Regions from separate parts of the Homo sapiens genome. Here region 1 is linked to region 2. A link is a loop called in an ENCODE intact Hi-C map of the cell type or tissue named here. Cell type or tissue: Caco-2. All regions are shown on one strand. Each heading gives the region's core, and the rest is flanking DNA. Links, peaks and the distances in the headings are about the cores only. Region 1 has its middle 64 kb from the start of LINC01900. Region 2 overlaps LINC01900 (long intergenic non-protein coding RNA 1900).

The links. Peaks named below come from ENCODE experiments on the same cell type or tissue, not always from the same donor. Only the 100,000 strongest peaks of a DNase experiment are listed, where the experiment ranks them.
Region 1: a loop joins it to region 2, with 4 times the contacts of the local background. A loop is called at or near these places in 6 of 110 quality-filtered maps.

What each region holds. Positions count from the first base shown.
Region 1 is chr18:22,042,494-22,047,870 of GRCh38, reverse strand. It overlaps the pseudogene RNU7-17P. Among named protein-coding and RNA genes, the nearest start is that of LINC01900, 64 kb to the right of the region's middle. In Caco-2, for the core only: no CTCF peak of the experiment used is centred there; DNase peaks (open chromatin) are centred at 2,430, 2,870 and 3,240; H3K4me3 peaks cover 1,518 bases.
Region 2 is chr18:21,987,993-21,993,369 of GRCh38, reverse strand. The region is part of intron 1 of LINC01900 (long intergenic non-protein coding RNA 1900); the gene reads right to left. Among named protein-coding and RNA genes, the nearest start is that of LINC01900, 9.6 kb to the right of the region's middle. RefSeq lists an enhancer at 1,337-2,209. In Caco-2, for the core only: no CTCF peak of the experiment used is centred there; DNase peaks (open chromatin) are centred at 1,269 and 2,079.

The DNA of each region.
Region 1 (5,377 bases), core at 127-5,126, 54 kb before region 2:
GTTAAAGATCCAGAAGCATTAAGCATTCAAGACACGGCCAGCTTATTTCTGTGGATTCTGTTCCTTCAGGGTCTCTCCTCCTTTGCTTGGCACTCAAGTCCTCTTATAATCTGTCCCTGATCTACCATTCTCACTGTTCCAGCCTGTTTGCACATATCGTTTACTCCAGCCAGGCTGCTGGCATGAGCTCACTGCCAAGGCTCCTGTGCAGCCTTCCCACTCCAGTTCCATCTCTCTCCCGCATTTCCTGCTTACCCAAATCCAATCCCTTCATAATCCAGTGGACACACTGCTTCTTGGAAAAGACTTCCTTCACCACCCCAGTCCTCTGAGCTCCAAACTTGTCCCAGTTCAAGTCAGTCTATTGGTTTGTAAATCATTCAGGAAGCTTTTTGTGTGTGTGTGTGAGACAGAGTCTCACTCCATCGCCCAGGCTGGAGTGCAGTGGCGCAGTCTCAGCTCACTGCAACCTCCGCCTCCTGGGTTTAAGCAATTCTCTGCCTCAGCCTCTCAAGTAGCTGGGATTACAGTCATGTGCCACTGCACCCAGCTAATTTTTTGTATTTTTAGTAGACACAGGGTTTTGCCATGTTGGCCAGGCTGGTCTCGAACTCCTGGACTCAAGTGATCCTCCCACCTCCCAAAGTGCTAGGATTACAGGTATGAGCCACCGTGCCTGGCCCAGGAAGCATTTTTTGCCAGCCTGTACCCTGCATACATCCTTGGCCTCTCAGAACCCCCTTCCTCCTTCATATGAACATCGTGGTCCCTACCTCAATGGAGTTTGTAAAGATGAAGTGAGAAGGCCCACGTTAAGTGCCTAGCAGCATCTGGAACATTGGCGGGCTCCCCAGAAATGCATTTCCCCATCCCTTGTGCCAGGTACGGCACTAGGCACTGGAGGGGGCAGCTGGGGAAAGTTACTAGTATGTGCAATGGACACTGCAGAGTGGTAACAGGTGTTCCCATGTGCCTTTGAGCAAGTTTTTGCATTTCTCTCTCACCCACTTTTCCCATCCTGAAAATGGGCTGATGACAGTATCTACATCATAGTCTATGTGATAAGCTTAAAAGAGCTAATGCCTATGAAGCACTGAGAACAGTGCCTGGGCCAAAGTAAGTATTCAGGGAGCCTCGGCAATAATGCAGATGTGCGCAGAGGACATATCATGAGCAAGACAGATGTGGTTTCTGTCTTCAGGGAGTGAGTGGAAGAGATAAGACACAAATACATTTGCTCTACAATACAACTCATTTGGCATTTGACATATGTTATCTTGAGTTGCTATCTAGCTAATTACATGTATGTCTTGTCCCCCTATCAAGATGGTAAATTTATTGAGAGAGGAGAGCCTGGATCCAATTCTGCTAGGTCCCCTGCACTGACCAGAGTGTCTTGTGTATAGACATCCAATACTATTTATTGCTAATTACCTAAAGGATTGATCTTGCCTTTGCCATTAAAACTTTATTATGAAGATCCTATTCATTGATGGAGTTCTGTGGCTTTCTTGGTGTGATCAGATTCATATGTGAAAAATTAATGTGTAACCACCGTCCTGTGGACACCAGCGTCCCCAAGTCTCTGCTACACATAAATCTGTCATCATTCTGGTTAAAATGCATCGAACCCAGATACCATCAACCCACAGCTAAAGCTATCTCTGAGTCCCCTGAATTGCATTTTTCCATGAAATAATAATAATGACACTTTATGTCATTTAACCCCAACGATATTCTATAAGGCAAGTACTATTACCATCCCTATTATATAAATGGGGAAGCCAAGGCTTGGAGAGCTGAGGCTGTTTGCCCGAAGCCACAGGTGAATGATGGAGCTGAGATTTGAACACAGGTAGTCTGACATGAGGTGGAAGCATGTAATTGCTACGCCAGTCTGCCTGATTTGGTGACAAAAAGACAGCCTGGTCTCTAACAAGAAAGCAAAGACATAAAAGAACCGGTAACATGGCACAGTCCTCCCTGCAAGCCCCCAGGGGAAGATCTTAATGGCAGAGACTTCTTTCTCCACAGCCATGGTGAGACAGACAACCCTGGCCCACAGGGGGCCATTTTTTCATGGGATTTGTGGCAACTGTGCTGTTCATGCTGGCGTGGGGAACACTGGCTCAGTCTCTCATCAAAGGCTCCCACGTGGGACCTTCACTCATGGCTCCCCACCCAGGGGTCCCACTAGGGGTTAAACCTAGGGGTTCCTCCTCTAGAGCAAGGACACTGAGCCACTTTTCTCCTCCTTCCCGTTGTACTGTCTCTTATTGGTGATTTTTTTTTTTTAATTTATGATTTTCGGCCCAGCCGGTTGTTAGCCTGCTGTGTTTGGAAAAGGTAGATGATTAAACCTCCTGGCCAGGTGTAAATGCAACCTTTGTCATCTGGAGGCTGGGAGAATTACCTTGTTGAGCTGCAGCCTCTCTGTGGCTCCACATTTTCTGCTTGAAGCAGAACCTCTCCCAGGCTAAGGTCTACAAGTCTTAGGCCTACCATTGGATTGCCCTGCTCTGAGTGAGCCCAGCCCAGAAGCCAGAGATCACAGATGTCCCCACATGGCCACAAAAGCTCTGAATAGACCCTAAAATTTGGAGGTGGAGAATCAAGCACCTGTCTCTCTCTCTCTCTCTCTCTCTCTCTCTTTCTTTCTCTCCTCTTTCTCTCTCCCTCTCAAGGGAATTTTTACTAGGTAAATAATAAAAATATGTAATCATTGACTAGGCCTTTAAACCTGACCTGAAGGTACGTTTGCATTTCTGTTGCCAATAGAGATTCCCACTAGTCCCTTACTCTGCCTCAATAGCCACCTCTCAGAGTCTACTTGTCCACTTGGCTACTGGGATGTTCAGCCCCAGAGAGCTACAGCCATGCAGAGAGGAGAGAACCAGCCCGAAGGCTGCAGCTCAGGGAGGTCACTTAGAGAAATGGGTTTACAAACCCCTTCCCTTAAGGAAGCCCTACAGTTGGCCACAAACCCTGACCACAGGTCTGTGAGAGGGAGAGGCCAAGCCAGGACTGACTCCCTGTGCTGTGAAATTGTGAACCCAGAGGACAAGAAGTTCTGGATCTGCGTGGAAGGCATCAGCAGCCCAGTGTCCTGGAGCATCAGCCAGAAGCCTTGTGTTGACTTTGTAAGGCTGAGTTCTCACCAATAGACTCATGCTTCAGGAAGGCTATTTCTGAACAAACAGCATGCAGCAAGTGAGCTCTTTGTGCCTCTTCCCAACGCACTGAGCTTGGCCCCTGCTCAAGGTGAGCTGAAGGCAGCAAAACCTGTTCTCAAGTTGCTTTCATTGGTCAAAGTCCTTTCCTAGGTGTTGGGTGGCTCTTGTTGAATTTTGGTGCCATTTGGGAAGATAAGTAAAAATCGACTTGAGCCTTCTCTGTAGGCAGTAAATAAATGTTTGTCAAAGACCAAATGACTAACTCAATAAGTCAATTAGCGTGTGTGTAGTGAGCGTCTCCCCCCGCCCCTGAGCCCAGCCCTAAATAACACGCTGTGAGAGGCTCACAGACACCCCAGCAGCAGTAGCAAATTGGGAGGTGGGGGGACAAAACTAACATCCCTGGGATCATTCAAAAACAACCCTATGCTAAATGACTAAATTTGCTTTAACTTTGACCAGTTTTGCTCTTTGCAATGTATGTGACAGATGACATGGCTCTGTGAAGTTTTCAAAGGCTTTTGGCTGAAAGCAACACCATTTTAACCAGCAAGAGGATAGAGACATGCCCAGCAATGGCAGGCTCATTTAATATGCAAGCAAAGAAGGAGACTTCAGCCTGGGTTGGAGTCCTCTCATGGATGGCAGGATGCAGATTAAGTGGCAGATTAAGTGAGGAGGAGAAAGGTTTATCTCAGCCAGTGCAGGAATGCAGGGTCAGGAAGAGACTGGGGACTGGAGACAGCTCTAAAAACTGCATTGAGGGGTTTCCTTTCGGGTGCAGTGAGAAATAAGTATGCCGAGTCAGAAGGAAGAACCCCCTGCAGGGCCTCGAGGTCACTCACGTTTCTCTAACTGAGGATGGGCATCCCTGAAGAGGTGCATTTGGAAGACTGGGCCACACAGGACCATCTGCAGAACGTATCGCAGAGGAGCAGGATCAGCCCGGGAGATGGAACTTGATGGAGAGAGGAAAGGAAGAGTCAATCTTAGAGATATTTTGAAGAAGCAAAAGATAGAATGTGTGACAGGCAGGTTGTTGGAGCCAGTGGCAAGAGAACAGGGGAAGCTGCCCTGACTATCCTGAGAGATATGAGACAGGATAAACAGAACCAGGATAGATGGGAAGGGACAACCATAAGCAGAAGCGGCACTTCATCAGAGTCTACTGAACTCAGAGCTGGGTGTCCTCTGAGCAGCCACAATTCCCAGGCCCTTCTTTCTCTTTTATTTTTTAAATCTTTCTTTTTTATTTATTCGTTTTTATTTTTTTGGGGGGGGGCACTTTCCAGTAAAAAGCAGAAAGCATGCTAGACAAATTCAAAAAGAGCTGTAACACTCAAGACCTCCTTATCTGCGGCCTTAGCATCTTCTTTTCTCCTCGTTCTCAATTTGGCTTCATTTTGCCCCAGATTCTTCCCCAATCCAGTCTTTCCTCCTCTTCAAATGACGGCTGGCTCATCTTTGAGGAAGAGATGCTACTGCAGAATAAAAGATAGAACCAGTGAGACTTTTTCTTAATATGGAGACCATAGTCTTGGACATCATCAGTAGGCTCATCTTGGAGAGTTTTGATTATCCTTCTCCAAAAGACCACCCTCAGAGCACACCTGGTTTTTATACAGGGGTAATCCAAATAGAAAGATAGACAGGGGCATTGTTCTAAAGAAGGAAAGAGGGAAAAAGAAATAACTTTGTTCAGGAAGGAACGTAGGGGTTGATGGCAGGCAAGGAGAGATAACACTTTAGGCCTGGCACAGACCTCAGAAAGGGTTTCCGTTTGTTGACCAGGCACGGTGGTTCACGCCTGTAATCCCAGCACTTTGGGGAGCCAAGGCGGGAGGATCACTTGAGGTTAGGAGTTCCAGACTAGCCTGGCCAAAATGGTGAAACCCCCTCTCTACTAAAAATACAAAAAATTAGCCAAGTATGGTGGCGTGTGCCTGTAATCCCAATTACTCAGGAGGCTGAGGCAGGAGAAACATTTGAACCCAGGAGGCGGAGGTTGCAGTGAGCTGAGATTGTGCCACCGCCCTGCAGCCCGGGTGACAGTGAGACTCCACCTTAAAAAAAATTAAAAAGAGACAGGCACGGTGGCTCAGGCCTGTAATCCCAGCACTCTGGGAGGCTGAGGCGGGCGGATCATGAGGTCAAGAGATCGAGACCATCCTGGCTAATACCGTGAAATCCCATCTCTACTAAAA
Region 2 (5,377 bases), core at 73-5,072:
AAGATGAGCCTGGGTAACACAGTGAAAACAAATAAATTAAAAATAAATGTTGAAAAATTTGAGCTGGGCATGGTGGCATACACCTGTAGTCCCAGCTACTCAGGAGGCTGAGGCAGGAGGATTGCTTGAGCCCAGGAGTTTCAGGCTGCAGTGAGCTATTAGTGCACCACTGCACTCCAGCCTGGGTGACAAAGGAAGACTCTGTCTCAAAAAAAAAAAAAAAAAAAAGCAAAAAAAGACAACGCCTTTACAAAGCTATTTTTCTTTTACAGAGATAACCATGTTAAGAGTGAAAGGTTAGGCCAGGCACAGTGGCTCACACCTGTAATCCCAGCACTTTGGGAGGCTGAGGCAGATGGATCCCTTGAGTCCAGGAGTTTGAGACCAGCCTGGGCAACATGGTGAAACCCTGTCTCTACAAAGAAAAAAAAAACCCACAAAAATTATCTAGGTGTGGTGGCTTGTGCCTCCCAGCTACTTGGGAGGCTGAGCTGGGAGAATCACTTGAGCCCAGGAGGTGGAGGTTGCGGTGAGCCCAGATCATGCCACTGTACTCCAGCCTGGGCCACAGAGTGAAACTCTGTCTCAAAAAAAAAAAAAAAGGTGAAAGGGTAAATGTACCCTGTCAGGTATTGTTCCACTAAATGTTACAAGATACTTGACTACGACTTTATTTTAACTAAGGGCTAACCTCAAAAACTGATAGCCATCTTAAAATGAAGATGACAAGCATTCCATCCTCAAATAATCTAAAATGTATTCCCAATCAGAAGATCAGTAGGTTTTACCAATATTAACATTTCTATCCTTTCCCTAATTGATTGTTTATTTAGCTGAAGGCCTCTATGTGTGATATGCTACTGGCATATCAAAAGAGGGTTATTTGTTTTTGAACCTGCATGGTGATTAATTCTGCATTTTCATTCTTTTTTTGCAGGGTAGGGAGAAGTATGAGTATAGTGTATTGGAAAGAGAGTTTTGAAAACAGAAGGATCTTAATGCAAATCCAGATTGAACCATTTCCCTCTTTGTGGTCTGGGCAAGTTCATTTCACCCCTCTGAGCCACAGTCTGTTTTTCTAACTTCTGTCACAGGTTCCAGCAGTGATTAAGTAAAATTACAAATTTGGGAGCCCGCCACGTAATAGGAGCCCTTTACCTTTTCTAATTATTTCTTACATGGTAAGCATCCCTAATAAGTATTCACACCTGGTTTGTGGAGTCTACCTGCATGCCTCAGGTGACGTGAGAACATGGTTCACGTGAGGTCTGATCTCACAGGGCGGTGCTGGCCAGGCCCAGCATTGCAAAGATTCCTTCTATTATTCCCAGATTCTTCTCATTTTTTTAACACTCTTTGCCCTTTTCCCTAGGTCAAATGGAAGGGTATGATCCCTACAATAAAGCACAGACTTATTTTTTCCATAGGCCTGTCAAATACTCCCCGATAGCCCCTGTTCTGTCCCAAGGAATGATGTAGCAACTCCTTAAGAATTCCTACCCAGCATTCTTACTAGTGAAACCTGAGTTGGTCATTACAACTATTTTTGTGGGATTTTAAAAAATCAGATCTAAATAACAAGCAAACATGTAACCGTGCATTTGTGCTATCCTTAGATTGTTATGGTTAAAAAGGGATAATTGATTTTAAGTTAAATATTCCTCATATCCTGATCCACCCCTCAAGTACTAGCTTTAATATTTTATAGACTACATGGTCCGACCTATTGACCCAGGTCCTGATGTGCCCACGGACAAGCCGGAAGGGCCATCCTTCCCACTGGCTTTGCAATCTGGAGGCTGACAACCACCCAGCCTGCCACCCATCAAAGTCCCTGCTGGTGACTCTCTCCCCCAGCAAGCTGCCTCCCTTCCCCCACTTTCCCAAACATCTTGGGCATCTCAAACAATCCAATTACACTCAGGTTGTTTAAACAAACAGCAGCACAATTCCCCAGCCCAGAGCCCCAACTGAGGGATTCCCTTGGGCCGACTCTCACCACCTCCACCCCCAACCACAAGCCACTTTCAGAGAAGAGCAGCCCTGAGCAGAGACAATGAGCTCTGGGTTAACAGTGGGTAGTTTTCCATGTCTAAATGTTTGCAGACACTTGGTAAAGTGTCCCAGGCCAAGTTTCCAAAGGACAATACCTCCACACCACTGAGTTTGTTTAAGCAGGCAATCCCAGATAAGAAGGGGGTTGCCCCTCCTCTTCAAAAGCCAAGAATGCAAGATGGGCTGGAGGCAATGCTGTGGGAGGTTGGGACAAATTCCACTGGAACAAGGAATACTTGAGTCCCTCTCTCCACTCCCACCCTCCCTTAAAATAATAGATTTACCCTAAAGGAAAGGTGAAGTCAGGAGATTGGTGGAGTTTTTCTAAGTATTTCACAAATAAGACAGCTGGGACAAGGCAGAGTGCTATTTACAATGCCACAGCTGAGCTGGATTTAGAAGATGCAAGGCATGGTGGTGGGTGCCTGTAGTTCCAGCTACTCGGGAGGCTGAGGCAGGAGAATAATGTGAACCCAGGAGGCGGAGCTTGCAGTGAGCTGAGACCAGGCCACTGCATTCCAGCCTGGGCAACAGAGCGAGACTCCATCTCAAAAAAAAAGAAAAAAAAAAAAGAAGATGCAAAGGTTGCTTACAGTTTCTCACTGAGCAGGCATTCAGTCCCTGCAGAAGGACTGACTACCTTCCCCACTGGGCATTTCACATCATGTAAAATGCCAGTCAATGCCCAATGCCTTACATTTTTTGTTGAAAAGCAAAAGAACCAACCATTCTTATCTCCAGGCCAATTCTGAAGGGCTGCCACCAAACTTGTAAGGACCATCACTCGCCCAACAAATATGTCTAGATCATCCACTTAGAACAAATCCATAATGGTACAGGGGCAGCGAATAGAGGCAATATCTAGTTTCACATGTGATAGAAAGTGGCGTCTTATTTATTTATGTATTTATTTATTTTGTAGAGACAGGGTCTCCCTATGTTGTCCAGGCTGGTCTCGAACTCCTGGCCTCAAGTGATCCTCCCACTTTGGCCTCCCAAAGTGCTGGGATTACAGGCATGAGTCACTACATCTGACGGGTAAGTGTCTTAAAAGAAGAGCAAGCAAAGACTCTGGAAGCTCAGAGAAGAGACGGCTTCTGGCTGAGAGGAGGTGAGCTGATCAGAGAAAGCTTCACAGGGAAGAGGTGTTTGAGTCAGCCCTTGAACCGGTAGGAAGGGTGAAGATGAAAGCCAGCTCCCTCATCAGGCCATGGATAGGCTCTTCCCACATATTTCTAGTTCTTTCTACGTCTCTGGAGCCTTCAGCCATTAAAACAGGTATTCTTATATTTTCTGGGTTACAGACCCTTTCAAGGGAATCCTTGAAAGCTGTGGATTCCCTCTCCAGAAGAATGTCCCAAAATATGGCATGCCATTTCAGCCAGTGCCCAGACTTATCCAGGGACTTCTGGTTAAGAATTCTTGGGATCAAATGTTGCAGACCCATTTCTGCCCAGGGTCTGATAGGAGAATTGAGAGAAAAACAAAATTTCCATCTATCCGTTCTTTACACTTTTATTCTTATTTTTAAAATTAACTAATGTATTTGGTCTACAAAACCCTAAAGAAGAAAAGAAAGGGCTTGTTCACTTTCCATGTTATTTGAAAAGTCCATTGATCTAATGAGCGACATCTTGGGAGAAACCAGAAAGCCTTTTGTACCTTCTTTGGATTGCAAATTCTGAAGAAGGCTTTTCAAAAGCCCAAAAACTGACACTCCAAAAGTGGTTTTCACAAAAGAATCTAAATCAGACTTCAGCGTGTCACTTCTACAATATCTGGGAGCCACAAACATGGATAGAAAGGTCTGGCTTAATGGTGCGACACCAAGATGGCACTGAGCCTCACTCATCCTTTGCACACCAAACATGTTTGAATGAATAAATCACTGATTGAGGGAGTGGATGAGAAGTTTTATGACAGAACAAATGGGACAGACACACATGGAGTTTCGGTGAGAGTAAAAGTGTAGGTTGGCTAGGTGCGATGGCTCACGCCTGTAATCCCAGCACTTTGGGAGGCCAAGGCAGGTGGATCACCTGAGGTCAGGAGTTTGAAACCAGCCTGACCAACATGGAGAAAATCCGTCTCTACTAAAAATACAAAACATTAGCTGGGCATGGTGGCGCATGCCTATAATCCCAGTTACTCGGGAGGCTGAGGCAGGAGAATCGCTTGAACCCGGGAGGCGGAGGTTGCGGTGAGCCGAGATTGCGCCATTGCACTCCAGCCTGGACAACAAGAGTGAAACTCCGTCTCAAAAAACAAAAAAGTGTAGGTTACTTTATACTGTAGCTCATTCCAGAATACTGGATAAATAAAACAGATGTGGAAACAAACAGATGTGTATGTAAATAAAACAGATGTGTTAAATATTAATTTGAGCAACTACCTAAAATATATACAAGCTCATAATTTAAAGGTATTTGACTACAATTCCTGATATATCTGAAAAAAAAATTTTTTTTTTTTTGAGATAGAGTTTCGCTCTTGTTGCCCAGGCTGGAGTGCAATGGTGCGTTCTCGGCTCACCGCAACCTCTGCCTCCCGGCTTCAAGCAATTATTCTGCCTCAGACCCCCGAGTAGCTAGGATTACAGGCATGCACCACCACACCCAGCTAATTTTGTATTTTTAGTAGAGACAGGGTTTCACCATGTTGGTCAGTCTGGTCTCGAACTCCTGACCTCAAGTGATCCGCCCACCTCAGCCTCCCAGAGTGCTGGGATTACAGGCGTGAGCCACCGCACCCGGCTGAGAAATATTTTTAATTAAACCTTTGATATAAGTGTAAACTCACATGCAGTTGTAAGAAATAATGCTAAGAGATCCTGGGTACTCTCTAGCCAGTTTTTTGGGTACTGATTCTTCCCACTTTATTCTCTTTCAAGATTGTTTTAGCTATTCTAGTTCCTTTTCCTTTCCATCTATATTTTACAAGAATCAAAATGGTATATCTCCCACTGATAACATCCTGCAAAACTACAGCACAGTATTTCAACAGGGATATTGACAGCATTACAGAGAAGACATAGAATAGAATGGTTCCATCACTACGAGGATAACTCATACTGCCCTTCCCTTCCACCCCTACTACTTCCTTAATGTTTGGCAATACTAATCTGTCGTTTGTTTCCGTAATTTTTTCATTTCAAGAATATCATATGAATGGAATCATTTTGAGATTCGCTTTTTTCCCCAATACCCTTGAGATCCATCCAAGTTGTTGTGTGTCTCCACCCTCTGTTTCTTCTTATTGCTGAGTGGTATTTCATGGTATTGATGAACCGCAGTCTGTTTAACCAGTAACCTGTTGAAGGACA